Linked DNA regions of Homo sapiens: region 1 is linked to region 2. Evidence: chromatin loops called from intact Hi-C (ENCODE). Cell type or tissue: endothelial cell of umbilical vein. All regions are shown on one strand. Links, peaks and the distances in the headings refer to the core of each region. The heading gives the core; the rest is flanking DNA. Region 1 overlaps LOC107987016 (a long non-coding RNA gene). Region 2 has its middle 20 kb from the start of PTGS1.

Evidence for each region. Peaks named below come from ENCODE experiments on the same cell type or tissue, not always from the same donor. Only the 100,000 strongest peaks of a DNase experiment are listed, where the experiment ranks them.
Region 1: it touches region 2 in a loop (16-fold over the local background); 12 of 110 quality-filtered maps call a loop at or near these places.

Annotation. Positions count from the first base shown.
Region 1 is chr9:121,539,995-121,552,488 of GRCh38, reverse strand. All of the region lies in intron 1 of LOC107987016 (a long non-coding RNA gene), which reads left to right. Among named protein-coding and RNA genes, the nearest start is that of GGTA1, 46 kb to the right of the region's middle. RefSeq lists a silencer at 6,270-6,319. In endothelial cell of umbilical vein, for the core only: a CTCF peak has its summit at 6,353 (motif pointing left); a DNase peak (open chromatin) is centred at 6,318.
Region 2 is chr9:122,344,598-122,357,091 of GRCh38, reverse strand. No RefSeq gene overlaps it. Among named protein-coding and RNA genes, the nearest start is that of PTGS1, 20 kb to the left of the region's middle. RefSeq lists a silencer at 6,284-6,490. In endothelial cell of umbilical vein, for the core only: a CTCF peak has its summit at 6,336 (motif pointing right); a DNase peak (open chromatin) is centred at 6,361; H3K4me3 peaks cover 195 bases; H3K27ac peaks cover 816 bases.

The DNA.
Region 1 (12,494 bases), core at 2,174-10,173, 810 kb after region 2:
ATTCCTAGAACCCTGGAGAGATCAGCAAAGCAGATGGTGGGGTCCTCAATTAGAGACCAGACTTTGGTGATGGGTGGGTGATGGTAGAGGGAGGAAAGTAGGCTGGTGGCTGGAGAGATGGTGGAGCCATTCCTGAGATGGGGAACCAGGAAGGGAAGCGATTTGAGGAAGATGAGAATTCAGATGACTTTAGGATGCTGGAGGACATTTGAGGCGATATCCATCATCAGCTGGGCATGCAGGCTGGGCATCGAGTCTGGGAGGCGACCGCGTGCACAGGGAGGAGGCCAGACAGGGCTGGGTGAAGGGACACACACACTCATCTCTTTCTGGTGCCGCTTGAGGTCAGCCTGTGTCCAGCCACCCTCTGGGTGCTGGGGAGGGGCCTGGCAACCACCAGTCATTGTGGTTTGTCTCTCCAGACAGCAGGAGTCCAAGGGAAGCCCAGTGGTTCCTTAGACAGGCTGTGGTAACTGTGCCTCGTCCCTGCCACCTCCACCTACCCAGAGGCCACCGAGTGTCTTTGCACACCCCTCAAGCACCCACCACCAGGAGAGGTATGGTCACGAACATTCGCTCATGGCACAGCAATGTATGGAGCACCTGCTGAGTGCTGCATGGTCCTGGCCCTGAGAGAGCAGTAATGACCCAGGAAGACAGACCCCTGCCCTCCTGAGGCCACCGTCCAATGAAAGAGGCAGGCAATAAACCCATCATTAGAATCAAGTGTGAAGCCTGGGCGTGGTGGCTCACGCCTGTAATCCCAACACTTTGGGAGGCCAAGGCAGGAGGATCAGTTGAGGTCAGGAGTTCGAGACCAGCCTGGCCAACATGGCAAAACCTCGTCTCTACTAAAAATACAAAAATTAACCGGTGTGCACCTGTAATCCCAGCTACTTGGGAGGCTGAGGCAGGAGAATCGCTTGAACCTGGGAGGCAGAGGTTGCAGTGAGCAGAGATCGTACCACTGCACTCCAGCTTAGGTGACACAGCGAGACTCCATGTGATGTTGAGAAAGGGAAGCCTGGGGGACCTTTGGGGGCTGGGCGGCAGGGGGGTGCTTCCGGGAGGAGGCAACATTTAAACTATAGGTCTGAAGGATGAGTCAGAGTTAGCCAAGAAGAAAAAGGAGTGAAAAGGTGTTTGAGTGAATGGGAATGGCATGTGGGAACCTCAGAGGTAAGAAAGTGCCTGACAGGTTTAAGGGAATGAAGGGATTAAGTGAGATGGAGCATTGGGTGTTGGCGGTGGTAAGGAACCTCAGGAGTCAGGCTTAGGGACTTGGACCTTCTCCTGAGGGCGATAGGGAGCCATTGCGTGTCTTAAGCAGGGAGTGGCTTGCTCAGATTTGCATGTGGGAGAATTCAGAGACAGATCAGAAACACTCAACCTCAGCCCAGAGGGGCCCAGGCAAGACCCCCCTCTCCCTCCTCTGTAGTTCCCTTGACGCGTGAGGTGGGTCAACACGGCTTGCACTCCCCCAAGGACCCGAACCTAAGGTCCTCTGGAGGCAGGCCCCAAGCCTGTCCTAACAAGTGCCGTGAGAGCCCTCCAGGCCTGCTCTGGGAATCCAGTCTTGTCGCCAGGAGACACGAGCCCATTTGACTCCGGTGGGGGGAGGTGGGCTGGGCGGCACCACCGCGTGAATGCTCCGGAGCTACCCACGGAGGCGACTGACTGGCTGCCAGCGTGCGCTCCGGATGCCACCTGGTAAGGCTGTCGGCGGGAGGCCAAAGAAATCAATCAGGTCCCGAAGACACGCCGCCCCCTCCCTGCCACAACAGTCCCCTGCCCTCGGAGCCTGGAGAGGCTGGGCTGTCCCCGCAGCGCCACCGTGTGGGCGAGGTGGTCACGACGGCAGGTGGTCGGGGCGCTCAGCTGGAGGTGCTGGTGCTGGGGAGAGCGGAGGACACCGCGGGATCGGCAGGCGTTGGGGACCCCACGGCAGCCATCGATCCTATTCTCATCACATAGTTTCAAATTAATTTTTTCAAAACGGAAACATATTTGCGGCCTGTTTGTGACTTGTAATTATTAAGTAATAATATACTTCCTGAAAACAACATGCAAACTCCATGGACTATAGAAAAAGGCAGGCATGGGCAGCTTCCCTGCAGAATTCCATCCCACCACAACCTCTGATTGCATTTTGGCAAACAGGCTTCAGATTATTTTTCTGGCTTCTTTTTTTTTTAAGTCAGGGTCTAGCTCTGTCGCCCAGGCTGGAGTGCAGCGGAGCGGTCATGGCTCACTGCAGCCTCCACTTGCCTGGGTCAACCGATCCGCCCACCTCAGTCTCTCAAGTAACTGGTACTACAGGCACGCACCACCATATGTAGGTAGTTTTTTCATTATTATTTTTGTAGAGACAGGGTCCCACTCTGTTGCCCAGGCTGGTCTCAAACTCCTGAGGTCAAGCAGTCCTCCTGCCTCAGCCTCCCAAAGTGCTGGGATTACAAGCATGAGCCACCATGCCCAGCCCAGATTTTCTTCAACAGAAAGAATATATGTATATGTATATATATATATATATATATATTCACACACACACAAATGAGGTCATATTGCATATGCCTAATGTTCTGCCACTTGCTTTGCTTTTTAAACATTTTTATCAACTGTGGAGTTCGGAGAAAAGAATATTTATTTAGATTGGGCTTGGTGGCTCACACCTGTAATCCCAGCACTTTGGGAGGCCGAGGTGGGCGGATCATGAGGTCAGGAGATCGAGACCATCCTGGCCAACATGGTGAAACCCCATCTCTACTAAAAATACAAAAATTAGCTGGGCATGGTGTCATGTGCCCATCATCCCAGCTACTCGGGAGGCTGAGGCAGGAGAATTGCTTGAATCAGGGAGTCGGAGGTTGCAGTGAGTGAGCTGAGATCGCCCCACTGCATTCCAGCCTGGCAACACAGCAAGACTCCATCTGGAAAAAAAAAATTTATTTAATATACGTGCAGTATATGAATCAGGTTGAAGTGGGACACTGTGTGCCCACCGTCCAATTTAAGAACATTTTAATTACCCTGAAGTTTCTTTTAAAAATATATTTTTCCCTCCTTTCTCACCTTATTATGGATTATATGGGTTTTTTTGTTTGTTTTGGTGGGTTTTTTTTTTTTTTTTTTGGACAAAGTCTTGCTCTATCACCCAGGCTACAGTGCAGTGGTGCGATCTCGCTCACTGCAACCTCCGTCTCCCAGGTTCAAGCGATTCTCGTGCCTCAGCCTCCTGAGTAGCTGGGATTACAGGCACCCATCATCACGCCTAGCTAGTTTTTGTGTTTTCAGTAGAGACGGAATTTCACTATGTTGGCCAGGCTGGTCTTGAACTTCTGACCTCAAGTGATCCGCCCACCTCGGCCTCCCAAAGTGCAGGGATTACAGGCGTGAGCCACCAAGCCCAGACTGATACAGTACTTTTAATTAATCCATGGCATTGCTTTATTAATTTGTTAGTACTCCTTTCTTTTAGTGGTTATCCTAAAGATTATAATGCGTATCCTTGACTTATTAAAGTCTGCTACAGACAAACTCTCACTGCTCGTAGGGAAATGCAGGAAGTTTAGACCACTTAAAACTCCATTTACCCCCTCCTGACTTGGATGCTATTGTCATCTGTTACCATCTGCTATTTGAATCCTTTATATATTTCAAACTCCACAAGACCTAATTATTATTGTTTTATACAGACAATATTTGTTTAGATTAACCAAATATTTTCTCTCTCCATTGGCCTTCATTTCCTCCCAAATCTCCAAGTTTCCATCTGGGATCCATTTTCTCCTGCCTGAAAATCACCCTTTGCTAATTCTTTGATGGGGACGTGCTGGTGATAAATTCTTTCCATTTTTATTTGTATGAAATGTCTCAGTTTCACTTGAATTTAAAAAAAAATTTTCTTTTTCTTTTTATAAAATCAGATCTTCTAGAAGAGGCCACCTTTGTTTTTGAAGAGTATTTTTTGCTGGGTACGTTGGTGTAGGCTGGCAAGAGAAGGCAAGAAAAGAGAGAAAAATAACCGTGTAAGTGGGACAAATAGAAAACAAACAGTAAGACCAGTGGCCTAGACCAGGCACAGTGGCTTACACTTGTAATTTCAGCAATTTGGGAGGCCGAGGCAGGTGGATCACCTGAGGTCATGAGTTCAAGACCAGCGTGGCCAACATGGCGAAACCCTGTCTCTACTAAAAATACAAAAATTAGCCGGGCGTGGTGGCACAAGCCTGTAGTCCCAGCTACTTGGGAGGCTGAGGCAGAATTGCTTGAATCTGGGAGGCGGAGGTTGCAGTGAGCCTAGATCACGCCACTGCACTCCAGCTTGGGTGACAGAGCAAGACCCTATCTCAAACAAAAACAAAAACAAAAACAAAGGCGCAAATCAGATCTGCCTCTCAAAGTTGCTGGAGGGACAGCATGGGGCCAGGGGTAGGGAAAAGCAGGTAGCGACAGGGGCAGAGAGGGGTGGGGATGAGAGTGGGCCCGTATGTGACAGGACACTCCCTGGGGTCAGTTCTTCAGAGCTGGGGGCCCGGAGTTGAGGATGGGAGTGGAGAAGGGAGATGGGGCAGGGGTAGACTCTGGAGTTTGGCAGCCAGGGGAGCCTCAGCGGTGGAGCTGAAAGAGCCCTGGAAGCGGTCCTTGGAGAGTATTTGGGGAGGAAAGCAGGGGATTGCTAAGGAAACCGTCCTACAACAACCCACTCCAGTCGGAGCTCACTGAAGTTCCCGAATAAGAACTCTCTTCTCTTTCAGGGTGCAGCTTCCTACCCACATCTGCACCTCTGAGGGGGTGTATGTATGTGCTGGTGTGTTTGCGTGTTTGCTTTATGTGAGGGGTTTATGTGTTCTTGTGTGTCTGTGTGCAGCCCCTCTCACTGCATAACCACTTTACCCCCATGGCCTGGCTTTCTCTGCTCAGGGCCTCGTATATGCCCGTTCCTCTGCTGGAAAACCCTTTCCCTCCCCTCCCCTTTGCCTGGTGCTCTTCTGCCCATTCATCAAGAGGAGGTGGAGCCCACACCTGTAATCCCAACACTTTAGGAGGCCAAGGCAGGAGGATCCCTTGAGCTCAGGAGTTTGAGACCAGCCTGGGCAACATTGTGAGACTCTGTCTTTACAAAAAAAAAAAAAAAATTTAAATTAGCCGGGTGGTGGCACTCACCTGTAATCTCTGCTACTCAGGAGGCTGAGCTTGAGCCTGGGAGGTTGAGGATACAGCGAGCAGTGATTGCTGGGTGACAGAGCAAGATCTTTTCTCAAAAATAAAAAACAAAGGAGGGGGAGGGGGAGGGGTCTTCTCCCCCAAAAGCCTTCCCTGACCTCCTCACATGTCTAGTGAGGGGCTCCTCTGGTATTCTCGCACCTCTGCCCTGGGCTTCTTTCTCCCCCAGCACTGATCACATTGGGTGCTAATCTCTGGTTCTTGTGTCCATGAGTTCCTCAAGGGCAGGACAGGATCTTGTCTATTTCTATATCCCTGGCACCAGGCAGGGACCTGTCACAGAGAGAGGCTCAGAGGATGCTTGTTGAATGAATGAATGAGGGAATAAGTTAATGACCACATGAACAGCCACTTCTTCAGAAGGGTTTGGGACACAGGCAGGTCTTCCTCGTTCAACCCAAAAAAACAAATTGTCATCGGAGCTGGCGGGTCCTTTAGAGATGAATCCAGAGGCCAGGTGCGGTGGCTCAAGCTTGTAATAGCACTTTGGGAGGCCGAGGCGGGTGGATCACCTGATGTCAGGAATTCGAGACCAGCCTGGCCAACATACTGAAACCCCGTCTCTACTAAAAATACAAAAATTAGCCAGTCATGGTGGCAGGCGCCTGTAATCCCAGCTACTCGGGAGGCTGAAGGAGGAGAATCACTTGAACCCAGGAGGCAGAGGTTGCAGTGAGCCGAGATCGCGCCACTGCACTGCAGCCTGGGCGACAGAGTGAAACTCCGTCTCAAAAAACAAAACAACAACAAAAAAAAGAGAGATGAATCCAGGATCCAGCAGCATGGACCTTACCTGGGAGCTCATTAGAAATGCGGCTTCCCAGGCCCCACCCCAGATCCACTGCATCAGAATCTGCCTTTAAAAAGATTCCCAGGTGACTCACATGCTCTTAAAAGGTGAGCAGCTCTGCTCCCAAGGGCTCCACCTCCCATTTTATAGACAAGGGAACTGAGGCCTGCGGAGGGCCGGGGCCTGGCGAGGCCTGGGCAGGAGCAGGACGTCAAACTGGGCGGCCTCCCAGCGGCTCCGGTCCCCGCCCCGCGGGTCCTCCTGCTTCCCGCCCCGCCTGGCCTGTCCAGACCTTCCCAGCGGCCTCCTGAGGTCTTTGCAAGGAGCTCGCACTCCCCCTGGCGGGCATAGGGAGGGACGGCCTGGGCTGAGCTGGCCGAGGACGGGGAAGAGATGTGGCCTTAGGGACCGGGCGGGGGTGGAGAGGGCCAGCAGGGAGCCAGGGTGTGAGAGGTGGCCAGGTTAGCGCCCCTGCTTTGGAGAGGCTGCCTGAGCTCATCTTGGCTACTCACCACGCGCCACCTGTGGAGTCCGGAGCCTCTGCTCGCCTCCTGCCAGGGGAAAGAATAAGAATGGAGCCCACCTCACTCGCTCCTCGTGAGGATCCCATGAGGATGCGCCGACGTGAGGGGCCAGCGGGGTGGAAAGCCTCCCGCCTGCAGAACACCCGGAGCGCCTCCGCCTCCATCCCAGGTGTGGGCGAAGCCGGCCTGGGCCCAGCCCAGCGCTGCGCCTCAGCCCCTCGCCTCCCACCCATGGAAGAGGGGGTTTCCAGAGCCCCCAGCGGCCCTCCCCTCGCACTGGGGGTCGCAGGCCCACGGAGAAGGCTGTAGAAACGCCCACTCCTCGGCGGTGGTTGGGGGGACGGTGCCCAGTCCCTGAGGCCCTGGGATCCCAGAGCCTGGATTCCGGAATGGGATGACTCTGGGGGGCAGGAAGTGTCGGAAAAAGCACGTGCTCTGGAGTCAGACAGACCAGGTTCAAGTCTGGCTCAGCCACAGACAGGCCAGTGATCTCGTGGCTCCTGCCTCAGTTTCCTCGCTTGTGAGGGACCTTCCAGGACTGTTGTGACACTTATGTGAGGGCTGTTGAGCACCCTGCACATAGTAGGCCCTATGGTCATGGTCACTGTTGTAACTCACAGCGTACAGTAGGGACCAGAGGATGGGGTCAGTCGGGTGGTCAGCGGAAGATGCCCCCTCACACCAGGGCACTGTCACGCCCAAGTACAGGGGCGGGGTCTCTGAGTCCTTTCTGGGCAAAGTTGTGATATCAGGGCAAAGGAGGGTGGGGGAAGGGACCGGTAAACGAATTGGAGCATGTTTTTTTTTTTTTTTTTTTGAGACGGAGTCTTGCTCTGTTGCTCAGGCTGGAGTGCAGTGTGCCATTTCGATTCACTGCAACCTCCGCCTCAGTTCAAGCAATTTTCCTGCCTCAGCCTCCCAAGTAGCTGGGATTACAGGCACCTGCCAACATGCTCGGCTAATTTTTGTATTTTTAGTAGAGACAAGGTTTTGTCATGTTGGCCAGGCTGGTCTCAAACTCCTGGCCTCAAGTGATCCGCTGGCCTCAGCTTCCCAGTGCTGGGATTATAGGCGTGAGCCACCACACCTGGCCTTTTTTTTTTTTTTTTAACAGGCTCTTGCTCTGTCCCCCACACTGGAGTGTAGCAGCTCACTGCAGCCTCAAACTCCTGGGATCATATCATCCTCCCACCTCAGCCTCCCCAGTAGTAGGGACTACAGGTATGCACCACCATTCTCAGATAATTTTTACAAAAATTTTTGTAGAGACAGGGTGTCCCCATGTTGCCCAGGCTGGTCTCTAACTGGCCTCAAGTGATCCTCCTGCCTCAGCCTCCAAAGTAAATGGGATCACAGGCAGGTGCACCTGGCTGAGGAACACAGGCTTGAGCTGGGCAGATTGAAAGCCTGATGTCCCCCTGCTCTCACCACTGGGCTGCTTTCCAAAGTGCTAGCTTTGAGGTCAGTGGCCACCAACCTTCCCAGGTGGGGTCTTACCCTGAAGCCATTCTGCTTCTGCTTCACCCACAGGCCTTTCAAAGGGATGCCCCACCACGTGACCCTAGGCCCCCTACCAGGGGTCAGCCCCTGCCCCAAGGACACCCTTGCAGGTCTGTTAGTGACCTGAGTGGCTTGGCTAGGAAAAATGAGCTGAACCAAACCAATATCCTGCTGAGTTGTGGAACTGGGAAACCAAGAGAGTTGAGCAGCAGGCCAGGTGACCAAGCACTCCGCCTTGCCCAGGACTTTCCTGATTTTTAAACTGAAAGTTTATCTTTCTAATAAACTCATATATATATATATATATATGTATACACACACACACACACACACACACACACACACACACACACGTATCCTACTAGTTCTGTCTTTCTGGAGAACCCTGACGAATTTATATGTCTGTGTGTGTGTGTGTGTGTGTGTGTGTGTGTGTGTGTGTGTGTGTGTTTGTGTATATATATATTAAAGATGAGAGACTGGCCGGGCACAGTGGCTTATGCCTGTAATCCCAGCACTTTGGGAGGCCAAGGCAGGGTGATCACTTGAGGTCAGGAGTTCGAGACCAGCCTGGCCAACATGGTGAAACCCTGTCTCTACCAAAAATATAAAAAATTAGCCGGGTGTGGTGGCGGGCACCTGTAGTCTCGGCTACTCAGGAGGCTGAGGCAGGAGAATTTCTTGAACCCAGGAGGCAGAAGCTGCAGTGAGCCGAGATCACACCACTGCACTCCAGCCTGGGTGACAGAACAAGACCCTGTCCCAAAAAAACAGGGCCAGGTGCAGTGGCTTACACCTGTAATCTCAGCACTTTGGGAGGCCAAGGCGAGCGGATCACAAGGTCAGGAGTTTGAGACCAGCCTGGCCAACATGGTGAAACCCTGTCTCTACTAAAAATACAAAATTAGCCAGGCATGGTGGTGTGTTTGTGCCTATAGTCCCAGCTGTTTGGGAGGCTGAGGCAGGAGAATTGCTTGAACCCGTGAGGCAATGGTTGCAGTGAGCCGAGATTGCGCCACTGCACTCCAGCATGGTCAACAGAGCAAGACTCCATCTCAAAAAAAAAAGAGAGAAAAGCATATAAATTTATTTCAGATGAGTTTTATGTAAGTTCTATGTAATACAGGAGCTTTCATAAAGAAATGAAGACGCAAAGAAGCCATTAAACCTGACTGTTTTTATGCTAGGTTTTTTATTTTTTGTTTTTGGGACAGAGTCTTGCTCTGTTGTCTGCTGGAGTGCAGTAGCGCACTCATGGTTCACCACAGCCTTGAATTTCTGGGCTCAAGTGATCCTCCCACCTCAGCCTCCTGAGTGGCTGGGACTACAGGTGCGTGCCACCACACTCAGCTAATTTTTGTGTTTTTGTAGAGATGGGGGTCTCACTGTGTTGCCCAGGCTGGTTTTATGGTAGGTTCGACAAAGCAGAAAGTCACGGAAGAATGGGATAGACAAAGAGCTGAGTGTAATCAGCTAGGGGAAATTTACTGAGGCCTGTTCATTCAGATTCCTCTTGACATCCTTTCATCTTCAGAGTTTAGGAGGCTCCTTTCCTCTGGGTAGAGAGAGGGCACCTCTCACAAGTGGGTTTTATGACCTGACAGGGGAAGGTCAGAAAGTCTTTCCTGAACATGCCATTTCTCAAATTCCTTCAGCTTGAAATAGTCAATATGCCCAGATGGGCCTGGCGCAGTGGCTTACGCCTGTGATCCCAGCACTTTGGGAGCCCGAGGCAGGTGGATCACAAGGTCAGGAGTTTGAGACCAATCTAGGCAATATGGTGAAACCCCGTTTCTACTAAAAATACAAAAAATTAGCTGGGCATGGTGGCGGCCACCTGTAATTCCAGCTTCTCGGGAGGCTGAGGCAGGAGAATCACTTGAACTGGGGAGGCGGAGGTTGCAATGAGCCAAGATCATGCCATTGCACTCCAGCCTGGGTGACAAAGCGAGACTCCTTCTCAAAAAAAAAAAAAAAAAAAGCCAAGATGCCGTATCGGGGGTATCCTGCCCTGAGCCCTGTCAACATTAGCACATCGTGTTTATCCATTCATCTGTTGGTGACCTTGAGTTATTTCCACCTTCTCGCTGTTGTAACTAATGCTGCTATGAATGATGGTGTGCAGACATCTGTTTGAGTCCCTGCTTTCAATTATTTTGGGTCTATAGCCAAGAGTGGAATTGCTGGATCATATGGTAATTCTATGTTTAACTTTTTGAGGAGCCGCCAGACTGTTTTCCACAGCAGCTTCTGCTAAGTGTTCTTAATGCCTTATCTCATGAAGCTCTGGCAGCCACCACCCACGAGGGTGGCCCTGTCCTGGCCCACTTCACAGGGGAGGACAATGAGATTCAGATGGATGAAGTGAAGTGTCCCAAGTCCCTCAGCTAAGAAACACAGAGCCAAGATTCAAACCCAGATGGACTGATTCCATGAGCTTGTGTCACCTGGCCCTGGGGTGGCTTGGGTCTCCATATTGGCAGACTAGGGACTAGGAGGGGAAATAGAAGGGCCACCAAAGAAAGGAGAGGAAAGGCACAGGAGAGAAGCAGAATGCCATAGCCCTGCAGGGCCCACCTCAGCCCCCCACCAGCTCCCTGGCTCTGGGAGCCCAGCGGTATTGGGCTTCCTGGATAGAAAGGATGGATCTGTCTCTGCCTATCAGCCTCTCTTCTGGATGTCCATTTTCCCTAAGGAACTCCTAAAACCTTAGTCTAGGGGATTGAGTTGCCTAGAAGTGGGTGGAGACACAGACCTAGGCAATCAGTGTAATTCTTTCCCCCTGGCTGTGGTGATTGGTTCAGAGAAGGGCCGGGTACCTCATCTGGCTCAGTGAGACTTGTGTCTGGCTGGGACCATGGTTAGAACTGATAAGAAGAGAAAAACTGCTCACTGGCAGCTGAGAGGGTGGGATTGAGCCAGAGGTTGAATGAGCAGGGAGGAGGCAGATGAGGGAAGCAAGATGGAGTGCTGGATCCAGCAGTACCTGAAGCCAGATAAGCCAATACCTCCTCCTCTTCCTTCTTTTGCTCGAGGTTAGCTTGGGATTTTTGCCATTTGCATCCCAAGGCACCCTGATTTGGAGATTTGGGGGTGTTGAGAGAATCTCTGCTCCCTGGCTGCCCTACCTGTGCTCGTGCCATCCACTTCCCCTTCTGTGAGCTGGTCAGAGCAGTCCTGTTCATTTCAACCACCTCAGCCAAACCAAAACAGAGGGACCTCACCACAGCCTGGAAGGAACCAAGAGCCTGAGACAGTGACTCGGTGGTTATGGGGCTGAGACCCTCACCGGAGCCTGGTACAGTGTCCTGATAGCAGGACCACCCAGGCAGGGTGACAGAGGCCTCCATTCCAGGGAGGAGCCCTGGAGCTAGTGATGCTGGAAGGCAGATGAATGAGACTGTACCTTTCCAGACAGCTCGGGGCTTAAGAGAAAGACTCAGTTCCCAGGCTTCCACAGGGACCACAAACTCAAAGTACTCACAGAGTCCCATAAATCAAAAAATCAAGTCCTCTGAAGGGGAACCAACCCTCTTGATAGTTTTTTGTGTATGGGGGGGTTTTGTTTGTTTTTTAGACAGGATCTCACTCTGTCACCCAGGCTGGAGTGCAGTGGTATGATCATGGCTTACTGCAGCCTTAACCTCCCGGGCTGAAGCAATCCTCCCACCTCAGCCTCCCAATTAGCTGGGAATACAGGTGTGTGTCACCACGCCTGCTAATTATAATTGTTGTTTTTGTAGAGATAGGGTCTGTATCTTGATAGTCTAAACACCTCCAGGGGAAAGGCTAGGCCAGCAGAGAGTGGGCCATGCAGCCCACATGGTCTTGGCCTCCTTGGAAGCGGTGTACTGTCTTTGGATTGGCGTGATGGGAAGGCTGTCACCGAGGGCATTCTTCACCCTCCGCTCTGTCATCTTCCCCTGGAACCCTCCATTGGGCCCAGGGGCACCTTATTCCTATCTCAGTACCAGCGTCCTGCTTCTCCTAAGCAATTGGTTTGTCATCCTTCCTAGACTTTGGACATTGTGTAAGTGGCCACATTTCCCTTTTCACACCACTTGCTAGGAAGCTTAAAGTCAATGTGTGGCAAAAGTATAGTGATGAGGGAATACAGCCCCTCATAGCAAAAGAACATCATGCCACATGGCCCAAAAGTTACAAGCTCAACCAATAGAAATATCCTTCATGTTTCACTCCTTCAGAATCATATTCCCTTTGTCTTCCAAAAGAATACTTTCTTTTCAAATGTGTATCTGAATCTTTTTTCACACAAATACTTTATTTTGTTTACTGAAACTCTCTCTGTTTGTTTTGTTTTGTGTTTTGAGACAAGCTCTCACTCCGTTGCCCAGGCTGGAATGCAGTGGCCTGGTCACAGGTCACTGCAGCCTTGACTTCCCAGGTTCAAGTGATCCTCCCGCCTCAGCCTCCCAAGTCGCTGGGACTACAGG
Region 2 (12,494 bases), core at 1,744-9,743:
TCCTTTGCTTGCCTTTATCAGCTTGGTGCTCCCTCGCTCCCTCTCTCTCTCCCTCTCTCTCATTATGTCTGCTCTGTCTGTGTGTGGCTGTCTTGGACTCCCCTCCTCTTTCAATAACTCTGTATTGCTGTCTTCCTCTCATTGACTCTTCCCTCTCTGTCTCTGTTTCTGGCACAATCTGCTTCATGTTCTAAGCTTTGGGTGGGGAATTGTTCCTCCTGAACAGAGATGCCTGCGTCCCTTCATCCCCTCCACCCTTTCTCCACCAGGGGAGCCCTAGGTCAGTCCCGACTGCCTGAGAACCAGGAGCTAAAGCTACTTCCCCAGTCAGGAAATTAGTATTAGACACAATAGAGCTGGAAGGAAACTGAGGCCAATCTTCTCATTTTATGGATGGGGAAACTGAGACCCAGAGACTGGAGGGGGCCTGCCCCAGATCATACAGTGTTAGGGGAATCAGAATGAGGCCCTCCTGAGGCTGGAGAGCCCAGAATCTGAACCCAGAGTAAGGAGATTTGAGCGTCAGGTTGGGAGGTGGGTGGGAAAACAACAGTGTCTGTCCCCAGAAGCCATCTTTATGAACAGAAGCATCAATCGCCATGCCATTACCGCCTCAGAGCAGTGCCTCACTGACTGTCTTTTTCCTCCATCTCTATCTCTTCTCTGTGCCTTTCTCTACCTCTCTCATAGTAAAATGTGTTGTCTGGAGGATGGGGAGGAGGGGAGCCAAGAAGCAATCTGGGTGTCCCTTTGATGACAGTCATCCACCACTGACCCCAACCCTTCCACCTCTTGGGATCAGGACTGCAGGTACCATTCTGAGAGCACCAGGGGGAAGGCCTCATAGGCCCAGGAGAGAGGAGGAAGCAGGAGTTTGCCTCCCACCACAGAGTGGCTGCTTGTGATGGATAGGACTGGGGTTTTATGACTCAACTATCCTAAATTCAACTCAGTTCAATTTACTTCCACTCAACCCACCCAAATTAAACCTTACTCAAGTCAATCAAACTCAACTCCAATCAAGTCAACCCAATCAAACCCATCCCAACACAACCCAACTCAGTTTAACTCTACTAAATTCAGTTCAAGTCAAACCAAGTCCCAGTTCTAGACTGAATGTAGAATCCAGCCGTTGCACCCTTGGCCACAGGCCCCCCAGCCAGCCAGGCACAGCCTCCATGACTTTCCTGGTCAGGGTGAGCTCTCAGACAAGGCCAGGGCTGCATTCCTTCCTATCTACCTCCCCCGCCAACCCACACCAGCCTCCTGGGTAGTCCAGACTCCAGAAGAAACCAGTGCTGGGGGGTGGATACTGGGCCAAAGGTAGGCTAGGGTAAGAAAAAGACCCCTCACCACTCCCACGGCACTCAATGTGGCCCCTCCTGCAGCCCAGCTGTCTCCTCCCAAGCCTGTGGCCTGCTGTATCTCTAACTGCAATCCCTCCTGCTAGAGTTGCCTCCTTCAGCAGCTCAGAGTTCCCAGGAGCCAGCCTGGGCCTTCCCCAGAAGGATATCTGAATACAGAAAAGGAGAAGAGAAGGCTGTGGTCTGTGTGGTGGGCAGAGGAGAAGCTGGGAGTGGGTGGGGTGGCTGCGGAACTCGGCTCTAGGCCCATGGACAGGCACCACTAGGACCCATCCTGACCCAACCTCCAGTTCCCTCCCCAACCTTTCTCTGAGCCCCAGCTTCCTGCCTTTCTGTAGGGGGTGCCTCAAGTCATTGAGCCCAAACCTCCATTCAACTGATCTGGAGACTGAGGCCTACAGCTGAAAGAGTTTGCCCAAGAACACGAAACAGAGAAGGAGCTGGAATCCAGGGCTCCTGGCCCCCAGGCCAAGGTCCTTCCCCAGTTGGCTCTCAAGATGGAGTTTGTTTGAGGCCCTGATTTCTGCCCCATCTGCCCAAAAGGTCAAATTCAGGCAGCCCACCCCCAACCCAGAGAGCGTCTTGTTTCTCAGAACCCACGAACTCAGGCACTGGAGGGAGCTGGGAATCTCAGAACCCTCACTCTGAGCCCTCACTCCGAGCCCTCCCTCCTTCCTCTTCCTTCCCTCTTCCTTTGGCTCCTCTGCAGACCTCTGGCTGGACTGGCTCTTCCTTCCTCTTTCCCCAGAACCCTCTCCCCACCCCCAGCAGCACTGGGGATAGACAGAGAGGAGGGATCTCAGCCCAGGCCTGGACCTTGAGGCACATGGGCAGCAAATGTGCAAGGCAAGAGTTCATTTGCTGCCACCCCGTCAGGCAGCCTGCGTTCTTGGACACAAGAAACTGAAATCCACCTCCCCAGCCTCCTGCTGGCCCTGCTGCTGCTCAGGGCCCACAACACAGGTCATTTTCTCTGCCCAGTGGGCCCTCAGAGTCAGGCAAGCAGCAATCACCCTCCCTGCCAACATCACTGTTTCCAGAGGCTACAAGCTCTCGGAGGCAAGCTCCTCCAAGAGGCATGAGTTCCGCCTCGGCCCTTACTAGCTGTGTGACTTTGAGCAAATCACCTTGCCTCCCTAAATGGCCAAGCCCTCATCACTAACATGGAGATAATTGTATGCATGGGCTTTAAAGGAGAAAAGAGATAGCATGGATAAGCACCTGGCACAGAACCTGGCATTTAAATGGTTAATGTCATTATGAAGTAGAGGAAATGTCCCTCTTCTGACCATGGCTTTTCACCAGATTTGTATCATTTATTTTCAAATCCTTTCTGAGTCTAATCTAGTTTTTAAGTTCTGTCCTATAGCACAGAGTTCAAAGTTTAACTTAATAACCAGTTCCTGGCTGAGCGCAGTGGCTCACGCCTGTAATCCCAACATTTTGGGATGCTGAGGTGAGTGGATCACCTGAGGTCAGGAGTTCGAAACCAGCCTGGCCAACATGGTGAAACCCCGTCTCTACCAAAAATACAAAAATTAACTGTGCATTGTGTCATGCACCTGTAATCCCAGCTACTCAGGAGGCTGAGGCAGGAGAATCACTTGAACCCGAGAGGCAGATGTTGCAGTGAGCTGAGATTGCGCCACTGCACTCCAGCCTGGGCAACAGAGGGAGACTCTGTCTCAAAAATAAAAATAATAAAATAACCAGTTCCTTAGTGCTTACTTTGTGCCGAGCACCTGGAACAGGGAAGAATAAGACAGAAGCTTCTGTGCCCACAAGGTACCCACACTGTGATGGGGGACACAGACATTGACCACTGACCAGGCAATGACCATGGGATAAGTCCTGGGAAAGAGGAGAAGAGGAGGCAGGTGAGGTACATGCAGGGCACCTAACTCAGTCCCCAGGGTCTTCCCAGAGAAAAGGTGTTCGTAGCAGAGAAGACAGTAGGTGCAAAGGCCCAGAGACAGAGAGTTCCCCTTTAGAGGAACTGTGAGAAGTAGATTGCATCTCAAGTGGATAACAGCTAGTACAGTTGACCCTTAAACAATGCAGGGGTGGCGAGGCACGGTGGCTCATGCCTGTAATCCCAGCACTTTGGGAGGCTAAGACAGGTGGATCACTTGAGGTCAGGAGTTCGAGACCAGCCTGGCCAACATGGTGAAACCCTGTCTCTACTAAAAATACAAAAATTATCTGGGCATCGTGGCAGGCACCTGTAATTCCAGCTACTCAGGAGGCTGAGGCAGGAGAATCACTTGAACCCAGGAGGCAGAGGTTGCAAGGAGCCTAGATCATGCCACTGCACCCCAGCCTGGCAACAGAACTAGACTCTGTCTCAAAAAAATAAAAATAATGCAGGGATTAGGGAAACTGACCCCCATGCAGTCAAAAATTCACATATAACTTTTGACTCCCCAAAAACCTAACCATTGATAGCCTACCGTTGTCCAGAAGCCTTACCAATAACATAACAGATGATTAACACATATTTTATATGTTATATATATTATATGCTATATTCTTACAATAAAGTAAATTAGAGAAAAGAAAATAGAGCCCCAATAAAAACTCTGAACACTGAGCTCAGATGCACTTCCTCAGTTGGCAATACTCCACAGATATTGTCACATTGATTCTAGGAGAGTGACACATTCTGATTCCATGGGAAGGACAATGGAAGCTTTACTTCATGTTTGAAAGAAACCCCCCTGGGCTCTGCCCTATACATCTCTCCCTTTGGCTGATCTTAATCTGTATTCTTTCCCTGTAATAAACTATAACCATGAGTATAACGGCTTTCAGTGAGTCTTGTGAGTCTTTCTAGCAAATTACGGAATCTGAGGGTGGTTTGGGGAACCTCTTGAACTTGTAGCTGGTATCAGAAGTGATGGTGGACAGGCATCGTGGCTCATGCCTGTAATCCCAGCACTTTGGGAGGCTGAGATGGGTGGATCACTTGAGGCCAGGAGTTCGAGACCAGCCTGAGCAACATAATGGTACTGTGTCTCTACAAAAAATAAAAAATCAGCCTGGCATGGTAGTGCATGCCTGTAGTCCCAGCTATTCAGGAGGCTGAGGTGGGAGGATCACGTGAGTCCAGGAGGTCAAGACTGCAGTGAGCCATAATCATACCATTGCACTCGAGCCTGGGTGATAGACTGAGACTCTGTTTCAAAAATAATAATAAACAAATAAATGAATAAATTTTAAAACTTTAAAATTTTTTGTCCAGGCACAGTAGCGCACACCTGTAATCCCAGCATTTTGGGAGTCCAAGGTGGGCAGATCACTTGAGCTCAGGAGCTCGAGACCAGCTTGGGCAACATAGTGAGACTTCATCTCTGGGGGAAAAAAATTAACACAAAAAATTATTTTTTAATTTTTTAATTAAAAAAAATTTTTAAGAAATGAAGGTGGGCCGGGCACAGTGGCTCACGCCTGTAATCCAAGCACTTTGGGAGGCCGAGGCGGGCGGATCACAAGGTCAGGAGATCGAGACCATCCTGGCTAACACGGTGAAACCCTGTCTCTACTAAAAATACAAAAAAAAAAAAAAAAAAAAAGCCAGGCTTGGTGGCACGCACCTGTAGTCCCAGCTACTTGGGAGGCTGAGGCAGAAGAATCACTCACACCTTGGAGGTGGTGGTTGCAGTGAGCCGAGATCACACCACTGCACTCCAGCCTGGGCAACAGAGCCAGACTCCATCTCAAAAAAAAAAAAAAGAAAGAAAGAAAGAAATGAAAGTGGTCTTGTGTGGAGTCTCTGCCCTCTAACCTTGTAGTTGGCCCAACTTAGCACAATTTCTTATGTGATATTTCAGTTAATAGTGCCTCTTAGGCACTATTATCATCAATCCCATTTTGGAGATTGGGAAAATGAGATAAGGAACCTGACTGAGGTCACACAGTTATCAAATGACAAAAGCGAAATTTAAAAGCAGATACCAGCAGGGCTTGATGGCTCACGCCTGTAATCCCAGCACTTTGGGAGGCCAAGGCGGGAGGATCATGAGGTCAGGAGATTGAGACCATCCTGGCTAACAGGGTGAAACCCCATCTCTACTAAAAAAAAAAAAAAATACAAAAAATTAGCCAGGCGTGGTGGCAGGCGCTTGTAGTCCCAGCTACTGGGGAGGCTGAGGCAGGAGAATGGCGTGAACCCAGGAGGCGGAGCTTGCAGTGAGCTGAGATTGCGCCACTGCACTCCAGCCTGGGCGACAGAGTGAGACTCCATTGCAAAAAAAAAAAAAAAAAAAAAAAAAAAGCAGATACCCAGGCACTAGCATCTACTCCTGTAACCACTGTGCTATGCTGCCCAGCTAGTGGGGGAAAGAGGGGGCTTGTGGGAAGCAGAGCTAGAGGGTTTGTAAGAGACTATTTCTAAGAGGGTGGCAATTCTAAGAGGCAGCCTGGCAAAAAGGCTAAGTTTTGTCCTGGGGGTAATAGGGAGCCATTGATGGTTTCAAGCAGGGAGAATATAAGTATTCATGCATTTTAACAAAGTCCCTCTGGATGTAGACTGGGGAGTGGATTGCAGACAGGCCTGAGTGGGGAGAAGACCAGGTGAGGACAATGACGCGGCTGGACCCGAGTCGTGGTCTTGAGAATAGAGAGCATGGGACACATGCCATATGTGCCTAAAAGGTAGGCTTGACAGGACTTCGGGACAGACCGGATTTAGGGGAAAAGAGAGGGGGAAGAGTCAAGGGTAAAACCCAGGCTTCCAGATTAGACAATTAGGGTATTAAGTCCCTTAGACTGGGAAAGACAGAAGGAAGAACAGATTTGAGGTGGGCCATACCACCATTAATAGTCCCAGATTCCCAAAGGGGTCAATGCCCCAGAACAGGGCAACCCCCACCCAGGCACAGGATCCCGTGTCTAGACCATCAGTTACCAGGACAATGCAGCTAGCTCCCAGCAGAGAAGTGGCACCCTCCCCTGCCTGTGAGTGGCCACCAGGTGGCAGCATAGGCCGCCTTTTTCCAGGGCTGGCCTGGCAGGCCGGCCAGAGGAGGGAGAAGGAAGCATCTATTGCTGCTGGAGATGCAGCTTTGCCACGAGACCACGGAAACTGGACCACAGGCCTGTGGAGATGAGTTCCTGCAGCTATGAAGTCAAAAAAGCACCAATCTAGTAGTCAGGAGTCCTGGGTTCTAGATACACCAGGGACCCAGAGCAGACACCTGCCCCTCTCTGAGGCTATGGGTTTTCCTTAAAGAGGGCAAACCCTCCTTAAGGAAAGAAGGCCAGAGCTGCCAGACGGAGTATTAATTCCTTCTCTGTTTTCCATCCCCGACAGCTGTGGCTTTTAACCATATTTTTAGAGGCAACTTCTTTTTTTACAAGCAAAATCCAAAGACCCTCTCACTCCCTGCACCTCCATCCCATGTATAAAACAGAAAACATGTTTACACTGATCTGCTGTGGTTGGAGTAGAAGCTGGGGACTCTCCCAAGCCCACACAGAAGATAAAATCTTCACCCTGACGTTGAGGCCCCTACCTCTCCAGTGCCATCCTCATTCTCCTATCCAGACTGAGCGATCTTTGCCCATCCTGGACCTTCTCTTGGGAATATCCTTCCCCTCCTCTCTTGATTCAAACCCTCCTCATCCTTCAATGTCAGATCCCTTGACACCTCCTCCAGGGAGCCCTCTCCAAAGCCCCTAATGGAAAGCGTCACTCCCTCTACCACACTGCCCTGGCACCTCAGTCCCCCACAAGTACCAAGCACCTGCTGTGTCCGGGCAATGCAAACAAGTGAACAGCATCTCTCTTCTCTCTGATCCTGAGCACCTGCGGGGGTCAGGGGAGGGGACCATGCCTGTTTCCCCCATAACAGAGTGTGCCCAGCCTCACCCAGCTAGGAGCTGGCAGACCAGCCTCTGCCCCACCAGGCTTCACTGAGCCACGTTAGTGGTCACCTTTTCTGGGCTTCAGCTTCCCCCCTCTGTATAATGGGGGCAGCTAACACCTAATCAGGACTGTGTGTAGAATCAGGACTAGCTACGTAATTTGAGGGGCCCTTTGAAAAATAAAAATATGCAGCCCCTTGTTCAAATATTAAAATGTTCAAGACAATGGCAGTAGAAGATTAAACCAAGCACAAGTCACACACCTGTGGAGTCTGTGCACTACACAAGAGGTCTGAAATCAGCCAACCTATGCCCAAGTGTGGGGCTGTGTCAGCCAAAAAAGATGGTCCGTTTTCTTCATGTAAGTTCACTTTCTGTTGGTCAAGCTGGGGACCAGCAGGACTGCATCCTCCCATTAGGGAGCACCTTTTCTCAAGTCAGACAAAGGTATGGTATTGGCCAGCAGGCACCCTGCCCGACTTCATAGCACTACCATGTAAAATGGGCTTGTTGAGTGAGGAGAGAGAACCAAAATCCAGACACAAGAAATTGGAGACCAGGGGCCAGGTGTAGTGGCAGGCACCCATAATCCCACACTCGGGAGGCTGAGGCAGGAGAATCACTTGAACCTGGGAGGCAGAGGTTGCAGTGAGCCGAGATCATACCACAGCACTCCAGCCTGGGTGACAAAGTGAGACTCTGTTTAAAAAAAAAAGATAGTGGGGATTTATACCAGAGATGTGCAATCAGGACAAGCCAAAGGGTGGAGATCCGAAACTGCAAACCTCACCTCAGAGCAATGTGATTCAAGGCCAACTTCCAAGTTCAGAGGTCAACAGCAGTTGCTCAGTCCTTGCCTTGTTCTTTCAGCCAGTATTTACTGAGCACCTACTATGTGCCAAGCACAGTTCCAGGCTTCATGATACAGCAGTGAGCAGGACAAAGTCCCCTTCCTCCCAGGGTTCACATTCTTGCGGTGGGGAGAGGAAATAAACATTATTGAAAGAAAATAAATGAACCACCCAACTAAAGATAAGTGATATGAAGAGAATTAAACAGGGTGAGAGGGAAGGACTGCTGGTAGGTGGGCTGGTTCATATAGGGTGGCCAGGGAGGGTCTCCCTGAGGAGGTGACATTTGAGCTGGGCTCTGAATGAAATGGGGCCAGCTGGTGCCCCAGCTGCAAAGCATGGGGGTGGGCGTGCGGAGCTGCCTGCAGGAGGAGAGCCTGCAGAACCACACTTTGCTAAAAAGGCGAAGGCGAAGGCAGGCTGGGCAGGAAGTCTGGCCCCCTGTAACCATATCCCCAGGAAGGAGGAAGCCAGGAAGACGCTTTCAGCAGTCGTATTCATCAAGGCCTCTGCTCTAACCCGGGGCAGCACCAGAGGCTCCTCAGGCCCGATCCACCTTCGGCCAGGCCGCCTGGGGAGGGGACAGCAAGGGAGGGAGGATAACCCTGGATTCTCTTCCAGACAATAAATGCTTCCAGGTTCCTAGGGAGCATTCTGTGGGTCACAGCTGCATCTGATCTCAATTACCCCAGGGTGTAGGGTTCCCCGGCCGGGCAGGGATAGGGGTGGAGGGGAGGCCGTTTCTCCATAATCAGAATCTCCTGGCCTAGTGGGTGAAGACACCTCAGGACAGGTCCCCAAAATTTCAGGACGCAGGAAAAGGGTTCTCCCCAAAAAGAGAGGTCTGGCTGTGTGTGAGTGGAGGCTCTGCTTCACAGCCATTTTGCTGTGTGACCTGGTGCCACTCACTTAACCTCTCTGGGCCCCTGTGGGAACTGTGAAGATTCAACCTTTTCCTTTCCTACCTTTTCCCACCAAAGAGGCAAGAGGACAATCTAGGCCAAGAGGGCAAAGCTCAATGCTATGGGCTGGGCTGGGCTGCAATGGGTGGGGTTGCTAACTCCTTACTTTTTCCTGACTTGATTAGATCTTAACCCTTATGCAAATATGTCCCCGCCCAAGATTATGGTGCCAGCATTGTCAGGAGTAACATCTCCCAAAACAGAGCAGGGCCGAGTCCCATTCCTCAACCAGCTGGGGCAAGACACTTTATATCTCTGGGCCTCAGTTTACTCATGTCCACCTCCAAAAGGGACGTGAGGATTCAGTATCAGGTGTGACGCCGGTTCACCCAGTAAGTGATCATTCCATCAGTTTTTCAATCAACAACCACCATGAAAGTGGCAATGCCTCTAAGCACGGGAGAAAGCCCCCGGTTTGTAAAAATTTTGCACAATAGGGTTTTTGTTATTGATGGCCTTAAGCAAGTTTTTCCTCTTCCGGGTCTCTGTTTCCCATCCATAAAGGTGCCTGCAAACAACGTTCCGCTCAGAAGAGGGTGTTTTAGGCCAGAGTTGTGGGGCGTGGCTCAAGCTACAGTGGTAGGTTTCTTAGCTGGTGAAACTTTCCTCCGAAATCCTGGGTTTCACTGTGCACCTTCTCTTGTCAGGAGGCTGAGGAACCGTAGCACAGGGTTGGGTTTTTAGCGGAGCAGGAAACTGGACGCGGGGAGTGGAGGGGGCGAGCACGGGGGTCTGCCCTGAGAGGGCTTCCAGTAGCCAACGTTCATTTCCCAGGCTCAGGGAGGCGGCGAGCCGGGATTCGAATCTGCGCCTCAAAGCCGAGGGGCGGAGCCGGGAGTGGACGCCGGGGTCAGCGGAGCACGGGGCCGCGCTTCCCCCGGCCGCCCGGGCCGCTCCGCGGGCGCTCTTTCTCCTTTTATGTCCGCGCGGGGCCGGGAACTCCCTGCCGGGCCGCGGCCCGCGAACAATGCGCGCTTCCTGCCCGCCCGGCCGGGCCGCGGCCCGCTCACTCCCCGCCCTGCGGCCGCCGGGAAATGACAGCAGCCCGGGACCGCCGCGCGGGTACACGGGGTCGCGCCCCGGGAGACGGACGGGGCCGCCCACCGAGGGCCGCCGGGCGAGGGTGCGAGGTGACCTAGCGACGGGCAAGCGGCAGCGGGCAGGCGGCCGTCATGTATTCAGGCGCGCGCACAAGCCTTCTGCCGGTCGCACCCCTTGTAACATGCGTGTCTGTGCCATGCACCTAAGTCTCCACTGCACGCTGCACGTGCCCCACACAGCCGCATTGCCTGCGCCGACATCCACGTGTTGCTTCCACACGTGGTGGCTGAGTGGGTGGGCATCTGCCAGGGACCAGGCCCTGTGCCAGGCACTGGGGGTCCAGCGTGAACAAAGAGAAAAGCTGGCCAGGCGTGGTGTCGCGCGCCTGTAGTCCCAGCTACTCGGGTAGGTGAGGAGGGAGGATCGCTTGAGCCCATGAGTTCCATGCAGGCTGCAGTGAGCTGTAATGGATGGCGGCCAATACAGTAAAAACTGAGAAGAGCTTTGGACTTCTGAAGTTTATGCTCTAGTGAGGGAGGAAACAGAACATCCTAAATTACTACATTATATGGTATATTAAAAATCAATACTTTTAGGGAGAAAAGGGAAGAAGGGACTGGTGGGAAATTGGGGCTGTTTTAAACAGGGTAGCTATGGATATTTTAACTTAAGAAGGTGACGCTGGAGCAAAGATGCACAAAATATGTGTCACAAACAAATAGATACATCTCAAAATTATATACAATATATACCTCCAAGTATATGTATTACACAAACATACTCCACTTACATCCACATGCCTATAAATACCCCATGCATAAGCACCTCACATACATCTGCACATACTAGACCATATAAATGCATGGTATACAGTATATGCATAGTCTAGTATACAACATGCATACTATCTCTGCTACATGCATACCTTTTTTTTTTTTTTTTTTTTGAGACAGAGGGTTTCACTCCCATCACCCAGGCTGAAGTGCAGTGGCACAATCTGGGCTCACTGCAACCTCCACCTCCTTGGCTCAAGCAATTGTCTTGCCTCAGCCTCCTGAGTAGCTGGGACTACAGGTGCACGCCACTGCGCCTGGCTAATTTATCTACTTTTTGCACAGACGGGTTTTGCCATGTTGCCCAGGCTGGTCTTGAACTCCTGAGCTCAAGTGATCCATCTGCCTCAGCCTTCCAAAGTGCTGGGATTACAGGCATTAGCCACCACCTGGCCTACATCTGATCTCTCTCTATGGCATCTGCATCTATAATATGTATCACTTCTGTGCACACAAGTGTCCTGCTGTGTGCCATGTGCACATTTATGCCTGCACCCTAGATGTATACATACGCAGACCCCGGGTAGACCATATGTGTATCACAACCCTCAAGTATGTGCTTGTCTAATTTCATAAGCCACATGTCAATATAGTACATCCAAAGACATCATAATACATGGATTTACATGCCTTGTGTTCATCATGTAAAATATATCGTATATTCATATACCCAAATACATGTGTCATAAACCTTGTGTAAATGTATGTCTATACACACCACACAAACACAGCTACACATCTCTCTGTCACAAATATACTACATGCCCATTTCCCACACATTCTTGTAGCTGTTTTATATGTCCCATATCTATGTGCAAATAATAGCAATAACATTTACCGAGTGATTACTATGTGCCATATGCACTGCTGGGTGGATGACCTCATTCAATCCTTCGGACAGGCCTATGCAACAGGTCCTATTCATTTAGCCTGGCTGCTAAAAGTTCACACCACAGTCAGATCACCTGAGTTTGAATCCTGGCTTCACCATTATCTAACCTGTGGCAAGCTTGTTTCCCCATCTGTAAAATGGGGCCGATAGTAGTACCTCCTTTTTTGAGTTGTTGGGAAGTCAATGAGATCATCATGCATGAGAAGCGTATAGTACAGTGCCACACATAGACTGAGTGCTCAGTAAATGTTAGCTGTGATTATTAGTATCTGTGTTACAGATGAGAAGTCAGGCTCAGAGGGGTTAAATGACTTCCCTAAGGTCAACCTGTAAATGGAGGAGGCAGTTCAGCATTCCACAGTACTGTATCTGGAGCTCATGCCCCCCAATCACACAATGGGGACAAATACACACACACACACACACACACACACACACACACACACACACACACACACACATCAGGCACATTCCCTGTAGACTCCAAATGCTCATATCATTAACACATGCCTCACATAGTTCCCCTGTACCTATCACACAGACATAAATTCGTTGAGCATCTATAGTTTTGTTTGTTTGTTTGTTTATTTGATGTCCAACTTTTTTTTTTTTTTTTTTTTTGAGACGAAGTTTCACTCTTGTTGCCCAGGCTGGAGCGCCATGGCGTGATCTCAGCTCACTGCAAC